Regions from separate parts of the Mus musculus genome. Here all the other regions are linked to region 2. Evidence: chromatin loops called from intact Hi-C (ENCODE). Cell type or tissue: gastrocnemius. All regions are shown on one strand.

Region 1 (8,000 bases), 60 kb before region 2:
GCTTCCTGCTTTTGTGGGTCCTTGGTCCATTCTGTGGCATGTGCCAGGGTCATTTGCTGCCTCAGGACAGGCTCAACCCTCCTGCCAGGCTAGTCTTCCATCCTGTTGGGCCTCTGGCTCCTTCCAGGAGAAGAGGGGGAACCTGAGCTGGCTGTTGGTGTCCTGTGCCTAGGAGTTTAATATTTCGAGCCCAGCAAGACTGCCCCATCTGCTGCAGGCAAGTGCTCATGTTCATTACCAACCCACTAGGCTGAGCTCAGCTGAGAGGACCAGCGAACCTCAGCAGTCATTGATTGTGGAGGTGGAGCTCCCAGCCCAGGTAGCAGACAGGAAGATCATGACAGAGGGTTGCCCACAGCTTTCTGGCCCTTAAAACCAGGCCACTAGGAGAAAAGGGAGAATTTGATTATGAAATTCCAGAGCCAGTGAGTGAGGCACACAGTAGGGTAGGAGTTGAGAATCACTGATGCTATTACCCTAGACTCTGAATAAAAAGTGGGACTCCCCAGTAGCCCAAAAAATAGGTGGTACTTAGCACCAACAGCCCAACTGATGGGTGTTAGCCTCTTAAGCGGGCCTCTGACAGTGATGGTTGGTGCTAGGATTCTTCCCAGAACATGAAATTAGCTTTAAGAGCAGCTACAGGTATAGGGTGGGATAGGTGGATCCTATAACTCTTGGTAGAAGTCTTCTCTCCCTGTTTAGCACCTCTGCCTAACTGGGTGGTAGGGCCCCTGCTGACATGGCTCTTACTCCTAGATGAAGATCTCCTTCAATGACAAGAGCCTGCATACAACATTTGAGTACCCTTCTGAGAGCTCTCTGGCACAGGAAGAGGCGGAGGAGGAGGAGGAGGAGGAAGGAGAGGAAGATGGTGAAGAGGAGGAAGTGGGGCCTGACTCAGAGAAACCCTTCACAGTTTTCTTGCCCCGGGCCACATTTGTAAGCAGTGTGGGACCTGAGAGCAGCTCAGGTAATCGCAGCCGTTGGACTGGGCAGCCTGGGAGTGGGATGTGGACCACACTTGCAGGTATCCATGCCTGTTGTCTTCCGTTCACAGGTCTGTCCAGCTACACTCCAAAGCATTCCATGGCCTTCAGCAAGTGGCAGGAACAGACACTGGTGCAGACTCCAACTGATGTGGAGCTCCCACCGAAGGAGGTCATGGTAAGCCAGGTGGAGGGTGCTGGGTGAACACCCAGATCACCAAAGGAGGCTGACTGGCTTGGGGAATGGTTGAAGCCTGGATAAGCCTTAGTGGTATATTCTATTCTTTCTCTCAGCTCACACCTGCCAGTCAGAACGACCTCTCGGACTTCCGCAGCGAGCCAGCCCTCTATTTCTGACCCCTGCAACTGTCAGGATGGCCAAGACTTAGCCCCAGGTGTGGTGGTCCTGGAAGCCAGTCAATACCCAGGAGCCCTGACTGTATTCTGTGCCCCTCTACCTGGCTCTCCCTGCCTTCTCTCTCTGTTACCTCCTTTTGCCTTTAGGGCCAGATCTGAATCTCACACCAAGGATGAACAGGTGGGAACTGCCTGTGGGACAGGCTGACATCTGTCCATACTGTCTCATCTGTGATGAGGTGGAGGCCTGAGCAGATCTTGTCCCAGAGTGCTGTCGGAAATTTCAGCTCCTACCTTTTGAGGAGTGGCCACTGCGAGGAGTGAGAGGCTACCCTAGTTATTTGTTCTTTGCCGAAATCCAAGCTCCTGCCCTCAGCGAACTCAGCTACTTTTCATGAAAGATGGCAGGGTGTTTTTTCTTTTTTTTCTCCCCTGATATTGGATTCAATAAACAGCACTGTAACAAGGCTGCTTTTGCCTTCTTTACACAGCTCTCAGTCTGAGAACAAGGTCCTAACTTGGCACCTGTGTGCAAAAAAAGCAAAAGGGCCCCAGCCTGGTACTGTCACACTTTGAGCTTGCTGGTCTGGCTCTGGCTTTTGTTCTCTTCCCACTGCAAGTCTACTACTCTCTCTCCCAGAGCTAGTACTGTGGGAAGTGGACCTAACCTCTGGGCTCTGCAACTCCCATGACTCAGGGGTCTAGATGCCAGAAGGGAGGAAGGTTAGTGTTATAATTGACAGGATTCAGCACAGGGCTAGGAGCCTAGTAAAGTAGCTAGTCGTGTATCACACAGGAATGGGGCTAAATGGAACTTTGGAGATCTTTTCTCATGTTTGATTTGGATACCTCCCGATGTATAAGCCTGTAACAAGGCTATAGCAACAGAGATTCCCAAAAGGCTAGGGGAATGCAGAGCTGCCTGCTTGGAAACTGTTCGCAGAGGCCTTGGCAGCCAGTGTAGGCCATCTGCAGGCACCGAATGTGTCTTCTTTTCCTGTCACTGCTTGACTAGAGCTAAGGAGAATGTTGAAGTAGGTTTCTCTCAGAGAGTAAAAGCCCAGCTTTATAGGTACTTTTTTTGTTGTTTAAGAAAGGGTTTCATACTATGTCCCAGTCTGGTTTACAGTTTACTATGCAGACATGAATGGCCTTGATTTTAAGGCGATCCTTCTTCCTCAACGAAGGATGACAGGTGTAAACTACCACAGCTGTTTTCTGGATCTTTTTGGTCACCAAATACTTCCAAACTTTCCCCAGAAGCTGTGACAAAGGGCTGGGTCATAGGGCACATGGAAATAGTAAGTAAGCAACACATGTGGTTGGAAGATGGGTCCTAACAGCAGCAGCAGCAGATTGGACCAAACAGAACTTACTGTCCCTGTCTCTATCTCTGAGCCAGGTTCTGTATTGAGCACCATCGTAGAGCAAAGCCCCTCACAGAAAAGTGGTTTGTGTTCTGGACTTGGGGAAAACACCAGCACCTTTGCAAAGAGAGTTAAGGGCTAGGGCTGACCTGTGTGAGGTGAGTACTTTCAGCATTTTGTGTTTTGAAGATAAGAAAGGGAAAAACTGCAGGTCTTCTTACCAACAGGATATATGGTAGCTAGCAGACACAGATCTTGCAAAACAACCTTTATTGAAACACCAGAGGCCATGGGGATGGGCCCTAAGGTTTTGGTTCTGGAGTCAAGATTCTTTCTTCAACATGTCTGGCCTGGGGCCCTAGTGGCTGGGGAGACAAAGTGAGGGGCTCCCACAGTACTCAGACCAGGACCAGGACATTCCTGGTAGCCCAAAGGGATTCAGGAGCTTCAGAGAGAGGCCCCTCATGGAGCTGCTCAGGGTCCCCACAGCACATGTGAGTACGGAGCTGGGAACACCTCTTCCATTGGACTGTCCTAGGGCTTTTCTTGTCTAGGCAGGTGGAGGTCAGAAATTGCCCCTCTGGGCACCAGAGATAAAAGACATCTGAGGCCACGAAGAACAAAGATGCTTTAGGACAGACATGTTGAGGACTAAGCAGCCATAGGCCACGGCTGAAACAGGCACTCGTCAGCTGTCCTTGCCTCCACTACTCTTCTGGTCTGAAGCTGTGGCTTTAGTCAGGTTCCCAGCTTCTCTTTTGAGTACACTAAGCAGAGTCTGAGAGCTCTCCAGGATCTGGGGCCAGAGAAATAAAAGGATGTTATTTCTCTGGTAGGAAGGTCCCATTGCCTCAGGCTCTAATAATGGAGGATGGAAATCTCAATTTGGTCATCTGTGCTGTAGCCAACTGGTTATGGAGTAAAACCATCCTCCCTTCTGCACCTGTCCCAGAGCTCTTCCACCCTGCAAAGCCAGGCTGGGTTAATTCAGGCCCACACCGTGTACTCTGTCCAATACACCAATGCTCACTTTTGGAACCCACAGACAGCCCACTGTTCCACCTACAGCCTCTGAACCACAATGGGCCCTACCTAGCCTCAGATGGTAGTAAGGCACTCACAACAGACATCTGAGAGCCCCACCTTGAGGTAGGCGGCCTCGGTTTCTGCGATGGTCCGGTCAAACTCGTTGCGAGAGGCGATCTTGCGCGCCAGGTTCTCGTTGACGCGGGCCAACTTCTCCGTGAGCTGCCTCACCTCATTCTGTAGCCGCTGCTTTTCGTCCTCCTCTTGCTGGATCTGCCGGCACAGCTCCTCTCGCTTCTGACACAACTCCTCGATGCCTAGGGTGGGTGGGAAGACAGAGCTGTGGGTGGGGACTCGTGAGCTTCCGACCCCAACCAGCAATGACAGAGGGGCAGGCCGCAGAGCGGGGCTCGTGAGGCATGTCCACGCAGCCTCCCGAGTGGGTCGGCCGGCCCCGGCCCGCGGCCTTCAGTGCCCGACGCTCACACTTGACCAACTCGTTGTTGTAGTTCTGCAGCGCCGCGCCCTGTTGGGTCATGGTCTGCACCGCGTCCGGAAGCCTCAACCGCCGCCTGCACAGCTAAGTCCGCACCTGCGCACTGCCCACAAAGCGCGCGGGCTGGTGAACGTCACGGCTGCGCCACAGGTCCGCGCTTGCGTCATCACCGTGCGCTCTACTGGGCGGGTCTGTTTTGTGGACAGTGATGGAGGCCGAGGGTGTGGCGGTGGCGGCGGCGGCGGCGGCGGCGGCGGCGGCGGCGACAATTATTGCCTCCGATGACTGCGACTCTAGGCCTGGACAGGAGCTCTTGGTTGCCTGGAATACTGTGAGCACCGGTCTGGTGCCGCCGGCCGCGCTGGGGCTGGTGAGGCCGGGGAAAGGTTGTCGGGCCTGTGCAGATTTCCCGCGACTTTGCATACTTTAGGGGGTCCACCCTTGGGGCCTCACAGCTCCGTGGCCTGCCTGTAGTGGGCTTGCCTCCTTCCTCAGCTACCTGATTTGTTTGGTTCCCTGGCAGCTCTTCGGTTGCTGGGTTTTTCCATGCCCCTCCTCTCCCTTTACCCCTATTCCGCCCCTCTGCTCACGGTTTTCCGTGCTCCAGGCGTCTTCCCGGACCAGCGGTGCAGTCCCACCAAAGGAGGAAGAGCTTCGTGCAGCGGTGGAGGTTCTGAGGGGACACGGTCTGCACTCTGTCCTGGAGGAGTGGTTCGTGGAAGTGCTGCAGAACGACCTTCAAGGCAATATTGCCACGGAGTTCTGGAATGCCATCGCTCTGCGAGAAAACTCTGTCGATGAGCCCCAGTGCCTTGGGCTGCTCCTGGATGCGTTCGGTCTGCTGGAAAGCCGCTTGGATCCCTATCTGCATAGCCTAGAACTCCTAGAGAAATGGACTCGTCTGGGCTTGCTGATGGGCGCTGGAGCTCAGGGGCTTCGGGAGAAAGTTCACACTATGTTGCGGGGAGTCCTGTTTTTTTCCACCCCTAGGACATTCCAGGAGATGGTCCAGCGCCTCTATGGTCGTTTCTTGAGAGTCTATATGCAGAGCAAGAGAAAAGGAGAAGGGGGCACAGACCCGGAACTAGAGGGTGAGCTAGATAGCCGGTATGCCCGCCGCAGGTACTACCGACTTTTGCAGAGTCCTCTGTGCGCAGGATGTGGCAGTGACAAGCAGCAGTGCTGGTGCCGGCAGGCACTGGAGCAGTTCAACCAGCTGAGCCAGGTCCTGTGAGTACTGCTTCCTAACCATGCTGCGGTTTCTCTGCAAGCTTCATTAGTCCTGAATTCAAAAGACCTCTCAATAGAGCTTATAGACTAACTGGCGATGTCTTTTTTGCCCATACTTGTAACCAGGGATTATTGTTCATCACGTTTATACTGTCCTGGACATAGGCATAGGGTGTGTGTGCAGTATCTTTATGGGGAGAGCCCTCCTAGGTAAGGGACAGATGTGTGTTGTGGGTTCTCCATGAGCGGGGATCTTTTCTAGGCATAGGCTCAGTCTGCTGGAGCGGGTTTGTGCTGAGGCCGTGACAACCACCCTGCATCAGGTGACCCGGGAAAGGATGGAAGACCGCTGCCGAGGAGAGTATGAGCGCTCTTTTTTGCGTGAGTTTCACAAGGTGAGAATCACCTCTCTGGTCTGTTTCTTGTTAAAGGCAAAAGTGGAGTTGTGGTAGACCTGATACCAAACAGTAGGCAAGTTGACCAGGAGTGGTGATGGTTGAGGTTATCCTGGTGCTGTCTATAGAAGCCAGTCCTGGATCCTGATGACAAGAACAAATCTCGTATGTACTAAATAGGTCGTGCATTTAAAATAAAAATTTTAAATCCTGGACCAGAGGTAGCTACAACGAGTTTCCTCAGGTAGGTGTGGCAAGACAGGCCTACGAGACCCTTTTCTTTCCACTGCCTACAAGTTTCCATTGCCTACAGTTCCCTTCAGGATTAACCTGTAACCAGTGTACACTCTAGCATGGAGCTAGGGTGTCCCAGTGAATGCTTCTGGTTGCCCATACTGTTGAGGTATGGTTTGTATTGTGAAGAAGCTAGGTTCAGCCCCATGAAGCCATAGACCTTGTTTCTGCTTCACTCCGTACTTCCCATTCTTCAAGAGTCTATCTGCTGTGGATGCATATTAGCCATGATGGGGAGTGATTAAAGTGGGTGTCCCAGCAGTCTTGGCCTAGAGTCGTAAACTTGGAAACTCCTGGGCAGTAGAGTGTAGACTTGATACTTCTGGCCTCTACACACAGGTTGGGGCACCTCTAGGGTCCTGCCAAAGGTGTGTGGTTACTGAGTCAGAAGGGAGCTTTTAAATGTTATTACACCTCACACACTAATGATCTTTCACAGTGGATAGAGAGAGTGGTTGGTTGGCTTGGCAAAGTGTTCCTTCAGGACAACCCCACCAGACCAACTTCTCCAGAAGCTGGGAACACACTGCGTCGTTGGCGCTGCCACGTACAGAGATTCTTCTACCGTATCTATGCCACCCTACGCATCGAGGAGCTTTTCAGCATCATCCGAGGTTGGTCCTGCCTCTTAATTTTCAGGAGCTACCTTTCCCAGTGATTGCCTTTGCTTTCCCTTCTGCTGTTGGCAGGGTGGTGAGCATGGTAGACTCCCTCTGACATGGCTCAGAGTCTAGGTCAGCATTGAGCAGGTGCTTCTAAGTATCCACCTCCCCCTTCTTCTCCCTCTAGCTCTGGTCCCACTTGCTCTGGCCCATAGGCATTATTTGTTTCTAGTTATGGATGGTTGTGAACCACCATGTGGTTGCTGGGATTTGAACTCATGACTCCTGGAAGAGCGCTCAGTGCTCTTACTGCTGAGCCATGTCACCAGCCCCTAGGTATCCACTCTTGTTTCTTTCATCTTGGTTCCTACTTAGGACTGGCCCCATGTCATGTGTGGTTATTATAATCAAGTGTCAATATATAGAAGAATGTAGGGTAGAGCTGGAGAGATGGCTCATCAGCTAAGATGGCTTGTTGCTCTTACAGAGTACTCGGGTTGTTTTGAGCACTTATGTAGCAGCTCACAGCCATCTGTAACTCCATTTCCAGGGGATCAAACACTATCTTCTGCCCTCCACTGGTACTAAGCATGCACATGGAACCTATACATATGGGCAGGCAAACAGTCCCTGTAAGCAAATACATATAGAAACATTTTAAATCTTAAAAATTAAGGTTTGGGGGCTGGTGAGATGGCTCAGTGGTTGGGAGCGCCGACTGCTCTTCCGAAGGTTCAGAGTTCAGATCCCAGCTACCACATGGTGGCTCACAACCATCCATGACGAGATCTGACTCCCTCTTCTGGAATGTCTGAGGACAGCTACAGTGTACTTATATATAATAAATAAATAATTAAAAAAAAAAAGGTTTGCGGCCAGGTGTTGGGGCACACACGTTTAATCCCAGCACACGGGAGGCAGAGGCAGGTGGATGGGTATCTGTGAGTTTAAGGCTGGCCTGGTCTACGGTTCGAGTTCCAGAATAGCCAGAGCTACACAGAGACACTCAGTGGTCTCAAAAAACTAGAAGGGGGGAAAAAGATTTGAAGGCATTTTTGATTAATTGCAATTGTTGTCATTTGACAACACTGTTTATTTCTATTTTCCCAAGAACTAGTACAGCTTGAGACAGTTGAGCTATCTACAACTGTAAACCATGGGAGGGATGACTGGTGTGAGTCAGGGCAGCTGTTGGAGCTTTAAGTGTTACTACACCTCACACATTAATGTTGCACTAATGATCC
Region 2 (8,000 bases):
ACACACCTACGGCAGTGACCAGCTACGTGTTATGTTATGACCAACTACTTGTTTGCTGCTGTAACTTGCTTATGCGGCAGAGCAAAACAGCTCTTGAGTTGCTTATGCAGACACTCGAGGGTTTCCTGCAGTTTTTCAGGCTTAAAAGTCCTTCCCTTGGGGGCTGAAGAGATGGCTGCGTGATTAACACTGGCTGCTCTTCCAGGCTCGAATCCCAGTACGAACACTACATGACTAACAATTGGTCACTCTGGTCCCAGTGGCAACAGTGCCCTCTTCTGGCCTTCATGGATACTTCATACAAAAGGTATGCATACATGCCTGCAAAACACCGATACACATAAAATAAAAATTTCAAAAAAATAAAATAAAAATAAAATAATAAAAACGATCCTTTCTTCATCCACCTTCTCATGTTAGTTTTAGGTTTGGCTCAAGAGATTGTTGTTCAGCCAGCCATAATCAATCAATCTTTTAATTACAATTGGATTCAGTCTCTAAGCTTTTTTCAGGGGTCGGGAACTCCATAACACAGACCTATATGAAAACCCAGGCATGACAGCACATATCTTCTGTCATTACAGAGCTGAGTGGAGACAGACAGACAGACAGACAGACAGGCAGACAGAGAGAAAGAGAGAGAGATTGAGGTCTGAGCAAAGGTTTTACTCTACTTTTTACATTTATAAAGAGAATACATATCTTACCCATTCAGAGTAATTACATGTAGTTCCTACAAATATGAATTCATTTATCCTGACTAAGGATTGAGGTTTAAAGACCTCACCTGTTCTTTATAGTCCTAGGGTTTTACACAAGATGAATTCTCTAATGTTAAATCCAGTCTAAATAAGTGTTAAGGACCATGACTCAATATAATTACTTTTGTTGTTTAGATAAAACTCCACACTTTTTTAATCCCAGCACTCAAGAGGCAAAGGCAGGTAGATTTCCCTGAGTTTGAGGCTGGCCTGCTCTGTAGTTCCAGGACAGCCAGGGACAGAGGAGCCCTGTCCTAAAAGAAAGATGAGGGCCCAAGAATAACTCCAAAGTTCATAGGCTCAAGTAGCTGGAAGAATGCTGGTGTGGCCTTATGAGAAGGGAGACATATACGGTTCAGACCTTTTTTTTTTTTTTTTTTTTTTGGTTTTTGTTTTTTTTTTTTTTTGGTTTTCTCGAGAGAGGGTTTCTCTGAGTAGCCCTGGCTGTCCTGGAACCCACTGTGTAGACCAGGCTGGCCTCGAACTCAGAAATCCGCCTGCCTCTGCCTCCCAAGTGCTGGGATTAGAGGCGTGCGCCACCACGCCCGGCCGGTTCGGACCCTTTTGTTGGTGGGTGGGTGGTTTTGTTTGAGACGGTGCTTTACTACACATTTCAAACTGGCCTTAAACTCACTGTGTAGCTTAGATTATCCTCAAGCTCACAAAAATTCTCCCAACTCAACCACCAATTCTGACCGTGAAATCCCTCTGCCTTAACCTCCAGTGTGTTGGGATTGTAGGGTGTGCCACAGATTTAAAGTAAATTTCTTTATAGGTATTTCTCCATTTCCCACTTCTTGAGTTGGTTTTACCACCTTGTAACTTAAGAGTTTTTCTATTTTACCTAAGCCTCTTGATTTATGAGTACACTGTCTTCTATCTTGCTGTTCAGTGCTGGCAACCATTTGGCCTAACTGAAACTATCACACAGTACCCAAACAACAGGAAGCTATACCTTCAAATGCACAAGTGTTCATCATAGGCCACATATAAGATCTGACATATAAAAGACTTATGTCTCTTACAATCTATTTCTCTCTTCCCTCCCCCTTTCTCCCTCTTTTCCTCCTTTCTTCTCCATCCTCCCCAACAGGGTCTCATTCAGTTCTAACTTTGAACTTGAAATCCTCCAGTGTCAGCCCCCTGAGTATTGAAAGCACAGGTGGGGCTACAGCTAGCTCTTCCTCCAGTCTGCTAATGTGGAAACAGTTAAGGCTTTCCATCACTTTTTTTTTAAATAATTGTTTATTTATTTTATGTATATGAGTATACTGTAGCTGCCTTCAGACACACTAGAAGAGAGCATCAGATCCCATTACAGATGGTTGTGAGCCACCATGTGGTTGCTGGGAATTGAACTCAGCATCTCTGGAAGAGCAGTGAGTGCTCTTAACCACTGAGCCATCTCTCCAGCCCCCTCCATCACTTTTTTTTTTTTTTTTTAAGATTTATTTATTTATTATATGTAAGTACACTGTAGCTGTCTTCAGACACTCCAGAAGAGGGAGTCAGATCTTGTTACGGATGGTTGTGAGCCACCATGTGGTTGCTGGGATTTGAACTCCGGACCTTCGGAAGAGCAGTCGGGTGCTCTTACCCACTGAGCCATCTCACCAGCCCCCCTCCATCACTTTTATTGTAAAAGTTTATAACCAAAGTTTCAAATTTTTCAAAAATATATTACTTTTAATTTTATGTGTGTATGTACATTTGCATAAAGATGCTCACAGAGGCACCCTTGGTCTAGAGTTACAGGTGGTTGTAAGGTGCCTGATGTGGGAACCCTTGTCCTCTACAATAGTACACTCCTTCAAACCAATGAGCCACCTTTCCAGCCCCCCTTTTCATTTGATTCAACATTATTTTCTAATTTAGTTTGTGATTTAAAAAAAACCCAAAACCCTCTTATTTAGAGTGGTGTTTACGCTTTTCAAATATTTATTGATTTCTCACTTTTCTAGTCCAAATATGGCTAAAAATATGTTATGTGACCAAAATCTTTCCAAATTTATTTCGACTTCTTTTAGGTCTTATATATGGCCTATAATGAATTTCTGTGTGCTTAAAGGTATAGCTTCCCATTGTTTGAGTACTGTTAGACAAGACTTCACTCACTCTGGGGCCCAGGCTGGCTTGGAACTATGTAACTTCCTTACCTCTGCAGTGTTAAGAGTCTGTATATGGGCACAGACAGGTGTTGCTTTGCTTTAATTATGAGAAGGGCAAGGTTACTTCATCATTGCTCTCTGTGGCTGACTTGGTTTTCCTCTTTCAACCCCTTCAAGACCTTCAATGTCGCTAGATTCTGAACTTGGACAAGGATTTGTCCCACAGTGGCTTATCATTCTTGCCTGGCTTGAATTGGAAGATTTTCAGCTCCAGATTTTGTTTTGGTCTAACAAACTCTTCCTATTTCTTCCCTCAAAGGTTTATTTTTTTTTTTAACGTAGAGCTCTAACTAGCCCTTTGGTATGCCAACTGCCACCTCATGGTCATAAGCAGTAGCAGAACGTGGGAATGTGTAGACCTGGCTTGAGTTGGCGTGAATAGCCAACAAGAACTCCGCCTTCATTTTGGAAGATATGCAGACCTCAAAGTCATTGCACCATCTGCCATGGTTCCGAAAACCTACATTTGAGAGCACTATTGTAATAGCGATCTGTGAGGACTTAAAAGTAGGGAAGGGGCCGGGTGTGGTGGCGAACGCCTTTAACCCCAGCACTCGGGAGGCAGAGGCAGGCGGATTTCTGAGTTTGAGGCCAGCCTGGTCTACAGAGTGAGTTCCAGGACAGCCAGGGCTATACAGAGAAACCCTGTCTCGAACCTCCCCCAACCCCACAAAAAAAAAAAAAAAAAAATGTAGGGAAGGGGCGCGGGATCAGGTAGGTCTTCTGTAGGAGATTCAAACTAAATGATCGCAACGTAGGGAACTCTCCAAATGCTCAGAAATACCACAAGTAAGTTGGGAAGCAGCAGTTTCACCCACCGGACAGTGGGCAGTTTTGTCGTTTTGCATGTTTTCCTCGAGGGAACCACGCGCACGGAAAAGTGAGGTCGTTTTAAACCCGTTGCCGAGTACGTAGGTAGGGCTAGGAGCGGAATGGTCGCAGAAAGGGTCGCTCCCAGGCCGGAGCGACTAGAAAGGCCAGGCCGCGGCCTCAGGGCGCAGAGCCACCCCAGGACTCAGCCTCAGCAGGGCCGTCCCTTCCTCCGGTCAGGAGTTTTGCGTTTCACCTCCAGGCGCGCCAGGGTGATGCCCGCTCCCCGAGATCGAGCGCAGGACTCCGGCAAGGGTGATAGTCCACAACTCAAGCCAGACGTAACTGCAACAAAGAACACTTCTCCAAACCGTAGTCAGTCCGCCCCCAACAGGGAGTCTGCAGGACGCCTGCAATGGAGCGGATGCGCGCGATTCAGCGACGTAAGGACGCGATGAAATAACGTCAACGGCACAGGGGCGGGTATCGTGACGCCAGTGACCCGCCAGGAAATACCAGCACAAGGGTGTACGCAGGCGCGGTGCTTAGACTAGGGTTCTGAGCTTGCGCAACGACCGATAAGACGCGGCGCGTGCGCACTGGTGTTTAGGGCGATGGGCGGGGTGTGGATGCCTTCGTTATGGCAGCCCGCGGTCTTTCTCAGTCTTGGGCTTCCTGACGCCTCCAGCAAGCGAGGTCTTTTGGGCCGGCTTCGCAGTTATGTACCCACCGCCGGCGCCGCCGCCGGCGCCTCACCGGGACTTCATCTCGGTGACGCTGAGCCTGGGCGAGAGCTACGACAACAGCAAGAGCCGGCGGCGGCGCTCATGCTGGAGGGTGAGGCGGGGTCCGGGCTGGGGAAGCCTTACCGAGGGAAGTACCTAGCTGGAGCGTTCGTGTCTCTTCCAGCGTCCAGAAGTTTCTGTGCTGCGTCTGGTTCTCGCAGCTTGGGTTTCGGTGTGGTTGCTTCCCCTGCCTAATGTCAGGTGCCCTGGGGATCCTGAGCTGAGGGGGCAATGAGCACAGCCCGTATGGTCCGACGATGCCTGAGCCAAGTCATGGGGATTTCAGGAGTTTTTCTCCAGTGCACGTGCAGCTGGACACATGGTGTACAGATCTTGTGCCATGTATGGGATGGTGTGCTCTGTCACCTCTAGCACTGTTCTGTCAATGTAAACTTTGCTGAGAGGGAACTTACCTGCCCTCAAGTAAGGACAAGCCTTACATAAGGGTCTCTCTGAATTGCTCTTTTAACCGAATCTGTGACAAGTGTCATTTTCCCGGCTCTTTCTTAGAAATGGAAGCAGCTTTCGAGGCTACAGCGGAATGTGATTCTCTTCGTCTTGGGCTTTCTGATTCTCTGTGGATTCCTGTACTCTCTTCATACGGCTGACCAGTGGAAAGGTATGAAATACCAGTGGTGCTCGAGCAGAGGAGATGCAGGCTGAGGTCAGATACAGTATTGCAATCCAGATAAAACAGTACCACAAGGCATGTGGTGACAGATTGGCAATAAATACAGCAGAGGGGAAAATGTGGAGCCCAGTATGACCAACTGGTGTACAGGTGACCCTGTAGGTCTTTGGGCCAACAGTGCTGTCCCTCCCCTCCCCATCAGTCTATAGCAGCAGATCAGCACTAATCACATGTCCCTACCACGTGGTACAGTGTGTTTGCCTGGGACCAGTGGATATCCTGAGAGGATCCTAGGATTCCTTCTGGGCTGCTTTAAGGTTGGAAACCCAAACATTGCTTCAGATTGCTCAAGTCAAGCTGCCTGTTTGGGCACTATTAAATTGATATGTTGCGGGGCTGAGGGGGTTGTTGTATGTTGTGTTTAAGGACACACTCTGCCAAATGCTTGAAAAAGAATTCAGCCTGGAAAAGACTGTGGTCTTCACACTTGGGAAATAGAGGTAGGAGGATCAGGAGTTGAGGCTAGCTTGGGCTACATAAAACCCTGCTCAAGCTGGGAGGTGGTGGCGCTTTTAATCCCAGCACTTGGGAGGGAGAAGCAGGTGACTCTGAGTTTGAGGTCAGCCTGGTTTACAAAGCCAGGGCTCCACAGACAAACTCTCTCCAAGATACAATGACACTAACAGCAGATTTGATTCCTCTGGGCCTTCTTGAGTTCAGTGCTTCTTGGAGGTTTCACTACCTGAAACAAATAGCACCTGTTTAGACATCTGTTCTGGAGCCTGTAATGGGCCTTAAGGTGAAAAGGTTTGCTTCCACAGCTCTGAGTGGCAGACCTGCAGAAGTAGAGAAGATGAAGCAAGAAGTCCTGCCTGTCTTACCAGCGCCTCAGAAGGAAAGTGCTGAACAAGAAGGGTTTGCAGACATACTCTCTCAGGTATTTCCAGTAAGGGCTCTGTGGGTTGTCACTGGGGTCTGTTTTGGAGCACTCTAGGTTGGTAAATGCTACCCTCTCTTCCCTGTCACAGCCAGCCTCACACTGGCTCAGGTGAGGCTGACTGTATGAAGTTGGGCAAGAAAGAGGCAGACATTTGCTTCATTCCCTTTGAACGCCACCATGACATGATTAAGCTCCTGTGTCAGGCATGTGTTGGCTGCCCACTGATGAGGAAAGAGACTTTCCTCTTTGGAGGAACCACAGAAGCCGATAGGAAGGGCAGGTGAGAGGCCAGCCGTAAATAGATGAGACAGTTAGTTGGTTGGCATGTGTCAGAGTACAGATCAGTGTTGAGAGGCGGAACCACCCCTGCCTCCATTTAAGAAGCCTCTGTCTCTGTCTGGGTGGGCAGGGCAAGGTTGAAGGAGATAGACCTTTGTAAAGTGACCTGCTGGAGCTAGGCTGGGGTGTCGAAACTGGGATCTGTCCAATTGTGGTTCTTGTGGTGCCTGAGGGACAGTGTGCTCAGGAAGAGCTGAGGAGGGAGAGGAGACTGCCCAGGCAGAGGTACTGCACAGTGGAGCAAGATGCCGCCCAGGGAAGTTACGGTGTGGAAAAGAGTGAGGGTCCCCATACAGAGGCGCCTTTGAGAAATGAGTAAGAGTCAAGGAACACTGAGCAGCTCCATCTGATGCTGTGTTGTACCTAACAGGCAGCGTGGGGCCATTATGGGTGGGTGGTATTAGAATCACCTGATAGAGGAGGCATTTCTGGGGAATCCTGGGTAGAGAGGTAGTGTAGTTTGTCTAGAAGGGGTTGGGACAGGCAGGCCTCATCCTGGAGTACTCAGTCTGAGAAGCTTAGGGTTGTGGAAATGGGGCAGATGGAGTGGAGCCCAGAGGTAGGTCAGAGGCAATAAATTCAGGGGTCTGGCAATAAAAGAGCCAGTTGCTGAGAGCTGACTTGTGATAGGGCCAGACTCGGATTTCTTGAGAGTTGGGGTAGTTGTCCACTGCAGTTGAGTTCTACATCTCTAAAGCCTTTGGCTATTTGGGTTTTGTTTGTTTGTTTGTTTGTTTGTTTTTGTGTTTGTGGTTTTTTTTTTTTTTCACATAGCCAAGGCTACACCTAGCAGATGTTGCAAGTCTTCAACTTCTTCTATGGGTAGTCTTGGGCAGAGGTAGAGTTTTCATATCCCTGAAGACTATAGGGTATCATACAAACAGGAAACCTCTGCAGATTGCCACTCTAGAAAAATGTCTCCTCAGTACTGGTTCCAGGTCAACAATGGATGAAAGTTGGCCTGGGATCCAAACATGGGATGTCAGCCCTGGTGAATTTAGGAGTGCCTTCATTCTAATCAGGGAGTGTTGTACTTTTTCTTCTTCAAAAAGCTTGTTTCTAAGTTGCTAGATGCTCACTAGAAAGTACAAGAAAGTAGACAGGCAAGTGTCTTGGTCAGGCCATAATGGGGAGAGGGGAGAATTTGCAAAAGGACAGTGAGTGTGCCATCCCTGTGGAGCTGTTCTTAGCTTGGCTGGCAGACTTGCCTCTAGACAGGGCCTGTGCACATGCTGGTTTCCCCATGGGGATGGATGCTGCTTCCTGTTTCCTTGTGTTCTTTTGCCTCTAGCTCATGAACTATCCTAACAGAAAGAATTCAGGGGTCTTGTGTGATAAAACTTTTTCTGGAGAGGCATAACACATGTTTACTCACCCCAAGATAGGAAGCCCATGACAGACCAAAGTATGGATATCACCAAAGTCCAGCTTGGTGAACCAGTGACTTTCATTGGAGTTACTTACAGGAATATGTGTGAGAAGTGACTCAAAGACAGCTGTGTGCCTACCCAGTGTGGGCTCACAGAGCTGGAAACCTGGAGCTACTGAACAGTCTGCAGGCAGCTC
Region 3 (8,000 bases), 74 kb before region 2:
TGCACAACCTCCCCCGGCTTTACTTTGGGTTCTTGTGCTGTGATTCTGCCCTCATCTTTTATATCCCTCTGATTACACACCCTGCTGAGTCTACCTTTTGGGCTCTCTGGAATATGCCTGATTTATTCAGCCTTGGGCCACCACCCAGCTCAAGGCACGTGTGCACCTCCTGCTTACGGGGATATATTTATTGCCTAGCATTATTCTTGCCATGTTCAGATAGGTGGTGGTCTTGCTACACTGACAGCATCACTGTGTCAATTCCATAGTCCCTATAGCTTTCATCTTAATAGGACATTTCACTGTAGCTATCCAGGATTTTTGAATGAACCTTTCTTCCTACCCCTTTTCTGTCAGCACAGTTCATGGCTGGGGAATCCTCAACTTTCTGCCCTTTACACAGGTTGCTTCTCACCACCATCTGCCCCTCCTTTTATTAATTTATTTTAGAGACAGGTTCTATGTAGCCCTGGCCAGCTCCATCTGCTCCTGCCTCCCAAGAGCTAGAATTAAAGGTGTGCTCCTTCCTTCCCAAGAGTTGTGTACGATTTCAGGACCCCCTTTACTCTCTGAACATCTGGCACTTTCCCTAGCACCAGGTGTGGTTTTAAGAGCTATTTCTCTCCTCGGATCTACAAAAAGAATCTCTCTCAAAGGCACCTCTCATACTCAACACGCGTTGAAGGGAAGCTATTTCTGTGCACGCTGGGACTCTTATACAGCAATGAAAACAGGATGAGGGTACACATTAGGCCAACCTTACCTTCATGTTGTCAGGAGGGTCTCCTTGGCCTGTGGTCGCACAAACAAATATCACCAGGGGCTCCCTAATGAGATTCGCCTCGAGGACAAGACACAAGTAGATGTAAGGTCTCTGGCAGCCTTGATCAGTGCCCTCCCTGCACCGCATCCCACCACCACCTTCACCTAGGGGAACAGAGTAAAAGTGTTTGGACACTTATTCCCACTGGCTACCAGGCTTTACTTTCTCAGGCCTCAACCTAGTGCCTCCCTTTCCCCTGAATCCGCTTGGGCCCAAAGGGCCTCACTCAAACGTCCTCCATCCGAGGGCGCGAAGTCCGGTGGAGGGTCTCCGCCGTAGCGCCCGAGCCTCACCACGGAGTAAGAGTCCAAAGCCTGCACGCGGCAACCTAGCCGCCGGCGCCGGGCCTCACGGCCCAGCCTCTCCGCCTCGTCCTGGGCTGTACCAGTCTGGCTGCCGAAAAGCACCAGGAGCTGTGGAACCTGCATTACTGCACACGCCGGCCAGAACCGCACACCTCACCAACTTCCCCCTTCCGCTGTCAACAGGAAATGACGCGTTTCAACTGCGCCAGCGGGGGGAGGGGCGGGGATAGCATCTGGACACCACGGGCTTCTGCTAGCCTCCGGTTCCGGGTCCGGGGTTGGGGTCCTCAGGGTCGCAGAGCCCCAGGGCCGGCGTCCAGGCCAGGTTGGGCTGCTTGCTGCCTCCCGTGTGCAGCGGCGGCAGCAGGCGGTCGCCAGGTCTGCGGTCGGAGACGTCACAGCCCGGTGCGGGGCACCGGTGGCCGGTGTTAAGCAGGCGCGATGTTATTCTCGCTGCGGGAGCTGGTGCAGTGGCTGGGCTTCGCCACCTTTGAGATATTCGTGCACCTGCTGGCCCTGTTGGTGTTCTCCGTACTGTTGGCACTGCGAGTGGATGGCTTGACTCCGGGCCTCTCCTGGTGGAACGTCTTTGTGCCCTTTTTCGCCGCCGACGGGCTCAGTACCTACTTCACCACCATCGTTTCCGTTCGACTCTTCCAAGATGGGGAGAAGCGACTGGCTGTGCTGCGCCTCTTCTGGGTTCTCACCGTCCTTAGCCTCAAGTTTGTCTTTGAGATGTTGCTGTGCCAGAAGCTAGTGGAGCAGACTCGAGAGCTCTGGTTCGGCCTGATCACGTCTCCGGTCTTCATTCTCCTGCAGCTGCTCATGATCCGGGCTTGTCGCGTCAACTAGCCTCTTGCAGTGGCTGGAAATGGAGCACTGCGCAGCTGGAGTTCTGGACCTCCCGGTCCTGACCCAACTTGGTGCCACACTGGTGGAGCTTTGGTCAGAAATCAGTGTTTGCTTGTGCCCAGTTTACTGTCCAGTTTTCTTTATATATAAGATCGTTTCCTCGAGCAAAGCTTAAAAGTGAAGTCTTGTTTATTAAAACTTATTTCCAGTTATTCATGCTCTGAATTGCCAGTCAATACTGAACTTTTCCAGCATTTGGAGACTGCATATAAGTAAAATATCCTGCTGGGCTCTGAGTATTTCCCATGGTGATGTGCCCCCTTTATAAATCAGCTTGTTCACTCAGCAGCACTGACCTCAGAGCATGTCCCTTCATCTGTCCAGGGCAGACTTATACGATTGATAAAGAGGGCTGGCATCCCTTTTCCTCTTTTCTGCCAAAGACTAGCCTTTTGTTCATTCCACCTCACAAAGACAAAGAGAAAGCAGACTGTTGAGAAAGGGCATGAATAGGGCCCTGTGTGGGTATCTGCCATCTGAGAAAAAATTCTGGTCTCAAGGCATTGCTTGATTTCCTGGCTCAACCGATTGCAGTTTTTTTTTTTTTTTTTTTTTTTTTTTTTTTTTTTTTTTTTTTTTTTTTTTAAAGATTTATTTATTTATTATATGTAAGTACACTGTAGCTGTCTTCAGACACTCCAGAAGAGGGCATCAGATTTTGTTACGGATGGATGTGAGCCACCATGCGGTTGCTGGGATTTGAACTCAGGACCTTCAGAAGAGCAGTCGGTGCTCTTAACCACTGAGCCATCACACCAGCCCCCGATTGCAGTTTCACGGACTTTCCCACCACCTTGTGGCAGGCGTCATTAATACACTTGAGACAGACAGACCTAGAAAAGGAAGCATAGACATTAGGAACGGGTGCTCACATGCTCATGGCGGTGGATACATTTACAGCTGAAATTTATTAGCTTACGGTCGGTCTTTGAGTTTATGTCAGTTGTGTGCCAAATGAGACCATTTGCTGATGGAAAAAAATGTTTCCTGAAATTAACAATATATATTTAAGCATCCCAATGTTTGCATCAGGTGAATGCTAAGACGCCCTTTGCCATGTGGTCATTAGTGCACCATGGCTAGAACACTTTGGGTGTTAGACTGTTTTCGGCAAATCCCTGTTTCTTGTTGTAGGAGATGAGTAACTTGCACTACTACCCACCCCAGCTAAAGACAATGGGCTGTATTTTGTAGAGCATGTGACACCAGAGCCCTGACTTCTTAGTGTGTAGCCATCGGTGAGCCCTGATGACAGTGCCGAAGAATTGAGATGAAAAATGGTCGTTTAAGGACAGATTTCCCGTTTTTAAAAATTAGGGTGTTGGGGGCTGGTGAGATGGCTCAGTGGGTAAGAGCACCTGACTGCTCTTCCAAAGGTCCCGAGTTCAAATCCCAGCAACCACATGGTGGCTCACAACCATCCATAACAAGATCTGACTCCCTCTTCTGGAGTGTCTGAAGACAGCTACAGTGTACTTACATATAATAAATAAATTTTTAAAAATTAGGGTGTTATGCAGCAAAGACTTGCCTCAAACTCACTCTGTAATCAGTGATGACCTTTTTACTTCCTGTTTTATATGATTTTGGAAATCAAATCCAGGGCAACATACATATTAGACAACAATTACTATTGCTGCTGCTGAAACAGGAACTCACTGTAACCTTGACCGGACTAGAAACTCACTCTGTAGAACAGGCCTCTAATTCATAGAGGCTGGCCTTTGCCTCCCAAGAGTTAGGATTAAAGGCATACACCACCACATCTGGCTTAGGCAAGTGTCCTACTAACTGAACTACATTATTATAGTTTTTACATTTAAAAATTATTTGTGTGTATGTATGTGTGAATGCAGGTGTATGTGTACCATACCACTTATGCAAATTATTTGTCAGCCTTGTGATATCAGAGAGCAAACTCAGGTAGCCTGGCCTGCTTGCAAGTGCCTACTCGCAGGGCCATCTCATAAGTTCTAAATTTTACATTTTTAAAGGATTTAAAACAGGATGTCACACTGTTTCCTGGAGTGGCTATAAAAGAGAAAGCTGGAAATTAACAATATATATATAAGCATCTCAATGTTTGCATCAGGTGAATGCTAAGATGCCCTTTGCCATGTGGACAGGGGATCATAGGGCTGGGGTCATTATTGCACCATGGCTAGAACACTTTGGGTGTTAGAATATTTTTGGAAAATCCCTGTTTGTTTTTTGTATAGCCCTGGCTGTCCTTGAACTCACTTTGTAGACCAGGCTGGCCTCGAACTCAGAAATCCGCCTGCCTCTGCCTCCCGAGTGCTGGGATTAAAGGCGTGCGCCACCACGCCTGACAAATCCCTGTTTCTTGTTGTAGGAGATTGCACTACTACCCACCCCAGCTAAATCCCTGTTTCTTGTTGTAGGAGATTGCACTACTGTTTCTTGTTGTAGGAGATTGCACTACTACCCACCCCAGCTAAAGACAATGGGCTGTATTTTGTAGAGCATGTGACAACTGGCTTCATAGCTGGAAGCCAGCCTGACCTGTGAGACCCAGCCTGAAAGAGAGAAAGCAGGAGGGAGAGAGGGGGACAGGGAGACAGGAGAAAGTCTAAAGGAACATCAGTTGGCAGATCAAATGTGACCTGCAGAATACAGGGTTCCTCACTGTGCTTAGCCATTTGACTGGGATCATTCTTCGGTTTTGTTTTTTGAGACAGGGTTTCTCTGTGTAAAAATAGCCCTGCCTGTCCTGGAACTCCTTTGTAGACCAGGCTGGCCTTGAACTCACAGAGATCTGCCTGTCTCTGCCTCTGCCTCCTGAGTGCTCGGATTAAAGGTATGTGCCCCCGGCAGCTGACTAGGTCTTTCTTTAACAAAACAAAACAAGACAAAACAAAACAAAACAAAACAAAAAATTCTGTGTGGATATGCAGCACACATGCAATGTCCATGGAGGCCAGAAGAGGGCATTAGAACCCCAGGAACAAATTACAGCCATCCAGGTGCTAGGATCCAAATTCAGGTCCTCTCTCTCTCTACAGGGCAGCAGGTGGGTGTTTTTTGTTTTGTTTTGTTTTGTTTTGTTTTGTTTTGTTTTGTTTTTTGGGGGGGGAGGTTGTTTGTTGGTTTGGTTTGGTTTCTGGAGACAGGGTTTCTCTGTGTAGACCTGGCTGTCTTGGTCTGTAGACCAGGCTGGCCTTGAACTCGGAAATCCGCCTGCCTCTGCCTCCGAAGTGCTGGGATTAAAGGCGTGTGCCACCACCGCCCAGCTGCAGCAGGTGTTCTTAACACCTTACCAGTCCCTGGGCCATTTATTTTGGATGAAGAAGAGACTGTCCTGAGGATGTAAGAAGGTTTGTAGTGTGCCTGGTCCTTCCATACTGGATGTTTGTAGAAACCTTCATTTGCAATAACCAGAAGTTCATCCTGACATTGCCATGTTTCCCTGTGACAGAACTGTCCTTGCTTAGAATCACTAAGTTAATAACTTAGTGTGGTCCTTTGCAGAACAGGTATGCTGGTCTGTGCTCGAGTAGAGCAGCTCACACCTCCTCAGTCATGTCACATGCTGACTGACGCTGAGGGAATGAGTCAAGGGCTGACTTGTCTCATTTGCCCCCAGCTAGAAAAAATTGTCTCCAATCCAGGATTGGGCGGATTTTTTTTTTCTCAAAGCAAGATACAAGCTGAACTTTGGAGTGTTTTCCTTGTAACATTTCTTAGATTTTGTTTTGTGTGTTCCTGTTTTATTTTGGTAATTTGGAATTCTGAGTATAAAAGCCATGAGTGGGCTGGTGAGATGGCTCAGTGGGTAAGAGCACCCGACTGCTCTTCCAAAGGTCTGGAGTTCAAATCCCAGCAACCAAATGGTGGCTCACAACCACCCGTAATGAGTTCTGATGCCCTCTTCTGGTGTGTCTGAAGACAGCTACAGTGAACTTACATGTAATAAATAAATAATAAATCTTTAAAAAAAAAAAAAGCCATGAGTCCTGGTGGTTCATCAGAAAAATTGGATATAATATTACCGGAGGATCCAGCAATACCTCTCCTGGGCATATACACAGAAGATGTTCCGACTGGTAATAAGGACACATGCTCCACTATTTTCATAGCAGCCCTATTTATAATAGCCAGAAGCTGGAAAGAACCCAGATGTCCCTCAACAGAGAAATGGATTAAAAAAAAATGTGTACAATGGAGTACTACTCAGCTATTAAAAACAATGAATTTATGAAATTCTTGGGCAAATGGATGGATCTGGAGGATATCATCCTTAGTGAGGTAACCCAATCACAAAAGAAGTCACTAGATATGCACTCACCAATAAGTGGATATTAGCCCAGAAACTTAGAATACCCAAGATACAATTTGCAAAACACAAGAAGATCAAGAAGAAGAAAGACCAAAGTGTGGATACTCCATTCCTCCTTAGAATAGGAAACAAAATACCCAAGGAAGGAATTACAGAGACAAAGTTTGGAGCTAAGACAAAAGGATGGACCATCCAGAGACTACCCCACCCGGGGATCCATCCCATAATTAGCCACCAAACCCAGACACTATTGCATATGCCAGCAAGATTTTGCTGAAGGGACCCTGATATAGCTGTCTCGTGTGAGGCTATGCCAGTGCCTGGCAAATACAAAAGTGGATGCTCACAGTCACCTATAGAATGGAACACAGGGCCCCCAATGGAGGAGCTAGGTAAAATACCCAAGGAGCTGAAGGGGTCTGCAACCCTATAGGTGGAACAACAATATAAACTAACCAGTACCCCCAGAGCTCATGTCTCTAGCTGCATATGTAGCAGAAGACTGCCATCATTGGGAAGAGAGGCCCCTTGGTCTTGCAAACTTTATATGCTCCAGTATAGGGGAACACCAGGGCCAAGAAGTGGGTGTGTAGGGGAACAGCTCAGGGAAAGAGTATAGGGAACTTTTGGGATAGCATTTGAAATGTATATAAAGAAAATATCTAATAAAAAATAAAACAAATATAAAAAAAAAAAAAAGCCATGCGTCCTAGAAGTTCCCTTTGAAAAGGTGATTTGAGGGCTGAGGCTATAGCTCAGTAGTAGAGTGCTTTCAGAAGGCTCTGGGTCTAATCTCTGGTACTACCAAGGGTAAATAAATGACTTGGGAAAGACTTCTGGAAAGCTGAAATTCAGTTTATAATTGCCAGTTTATATGGAGTGTGCCAGTGAGTAAGTTAAAGATCTAGCTAAGATGATGCCAGCTGTAGGCTGCCATGCAACCCAGAAGCCTAAAGGTACCTATCCCTAGGCTGAACTTGTATTTGCAGAGACCCACATTCCATGAAGCAGAGTCCCCTGGAAGGCAAGTGGCACCAGGGGCAGCAATGCCAGGCCTCAGCTGGCTGTGGTCTATAAGGCAGACAAAGGAAAAACACATCACCAGTCTGTAGCCCCCACCTTCCTAATGCCTCCAAGCAGTTGCCCTACTGTGTATGCTGGGGAGGGGTATATATTGCATACTATGCAGCGATACCCAAAGAAACTTTTCAAGACTTATCTGTCATGAGATTATGGCCCTTCAGAGTCACTAACCCCCTGTCCATTCTTGGAAGTTGGTGTTTCAACAGGAGTTAGTGGGACCTTTACCCTTGTTTTTGTACTTTTCTGCATGACAGACTGCCTAAATGTGTGAGGCTCAGTTGTTGTTGTTGTTGTTGTTGTTTTTCCGAGACAGGGTTTCTCTGTATAGCCCTGGCTGTCCTGGAACTCACTTTGTAGACCAGGCTGGCCTCGAACTCAGAAATCCGCCTGCCTCTGCCTCCAGAGTGCTGGGATTAAAGGCGTGCGCCACCACGCCCGGCTGAGGCTCAGTTTTTATGTGTAACCTGTGTGTGCGCAGAAACAAGGCTGCTTCCTTGATGCCTCCTACACACAATGGATACTTGGCAGGACCATGGGTGGCAAGCTGTGCACCAGATATTTACACACATAGTAGATCTGG

What was found. A loop is a pair of places that touch in the nucleus more often than their neighbours do. Peaks named below come from ENCODE experiments on the same cell type or tissue, not always from the same donor. Only the 100,000 strongest peaks of a DNase experiment are listed, where the experiment ranks them.
Region 1: a loop joins it to region 2, with 2.9 times the contacts of the local background. A loop is called at or near these places in 23 of 42 quality-filtered maps.
Region 3: it touches region 2 in a loop (4-fold over the local background); 6 of 42 quality-filtered maps call a loop at or near these places.

The regions. Positions count from the first base shown.
Region 1 is chr2:25,268,073-25,276,072 of GRCm38, forward strand. It overlaps Tprn (taperin), which reads left to right. Exons shown (of 4, transcript NM_175286.4): 2 at 760-973; 3 at 1,061-1,167; 4 at 1,284-1,814. The coding sequence ends at 1,346. It overlaps Ssna1 (SS nuclear autoantigen 1), which reads right to left and starts at 4,346. Exons shown (of 3, transcript NM_023464.2): 1 at 4,226-4,346; 2 at 3,857-4,056; 3 at 2,967-3,509. The coding sequence starts at 4,277. The coding sequence ends at 3,402. It overlaps Anapc2 (anaphase promoting complex subunit 2), which reads left to right and starts at 4,394. Exons shown (of 13, transcript NM_175300.4): 1 at 4,394-4,605; 2 at 4,843-5,465; 3 at 5,728-5,860; 4 at 6,594-6,768. The coding sequence starts at 4,444. In gastrocnemius, a CTCF peak has its summit at 4,263; DNase peaks (open chromatin) are centred at 140 and 4,357; H3K4me3 peaks cover 2,985 bases; H3K27ac peaks cover 2,818 bases.
Region 2 is chr2:25,328,401-25,336,400 of GRCm38, forward strand. Man1b1 (mannosidase, alpha, class 1B, member 1) reads left to right here and starts at 4,343. Exons shown (of 13, transcript NM_001029983.2): 1 at 4,343-4,576; 2 at 5,035-5,143; 3 at 5,977-6,092. The coding sequence starts at 4,460. AA543186 (expressed sequence AA543186) reads right to left here and starts at 4,171. Exons shown (of 2, transcript NR_027448.1): 1 at 3,748-4,171; 2 at 1-321. In gastrocnemius, CTCF peaks have their summits at 287 (motif pointing left) and 4,081; DNase peaks (open chromatin) are centred at 262 and 4,273; H3K4me3 peaks cover 2,314 bases; H3K27ac peaks cover 1,502 bases.
Region 3 is chr2:25,254,101-25,262,100 of GRCm38, forward strand. Ndor1 (NADPH dependent diflavin oxidoreductase 1) reads right to left here and starts at 1,314. Exons shown (of 14, transcript NM_001082476.2): 1 at 1,117-1,314; 2 at 764-841. The coding sequence starts at 1,251. It overlaps Tmem203 (transmembrane protein 203), which reads left to right and starts at 1,339. Exons shown (of 1, transcript NM_177344.3): 1 at 1,339-2,252. The coding sequence starts at 1,570. The coding sequence ends at 1,980. In gastrocnemius, CTCF peaks have their summits at 2,846 (motif pointing left) and 4,976 (motif pointing right); DNase peaks (open chromatin) are centred at 1,347, 1,948 and 2,849; H3K4me3 peaks cover 2,343 bases; H3K27ac peaks cover 2,058 bases.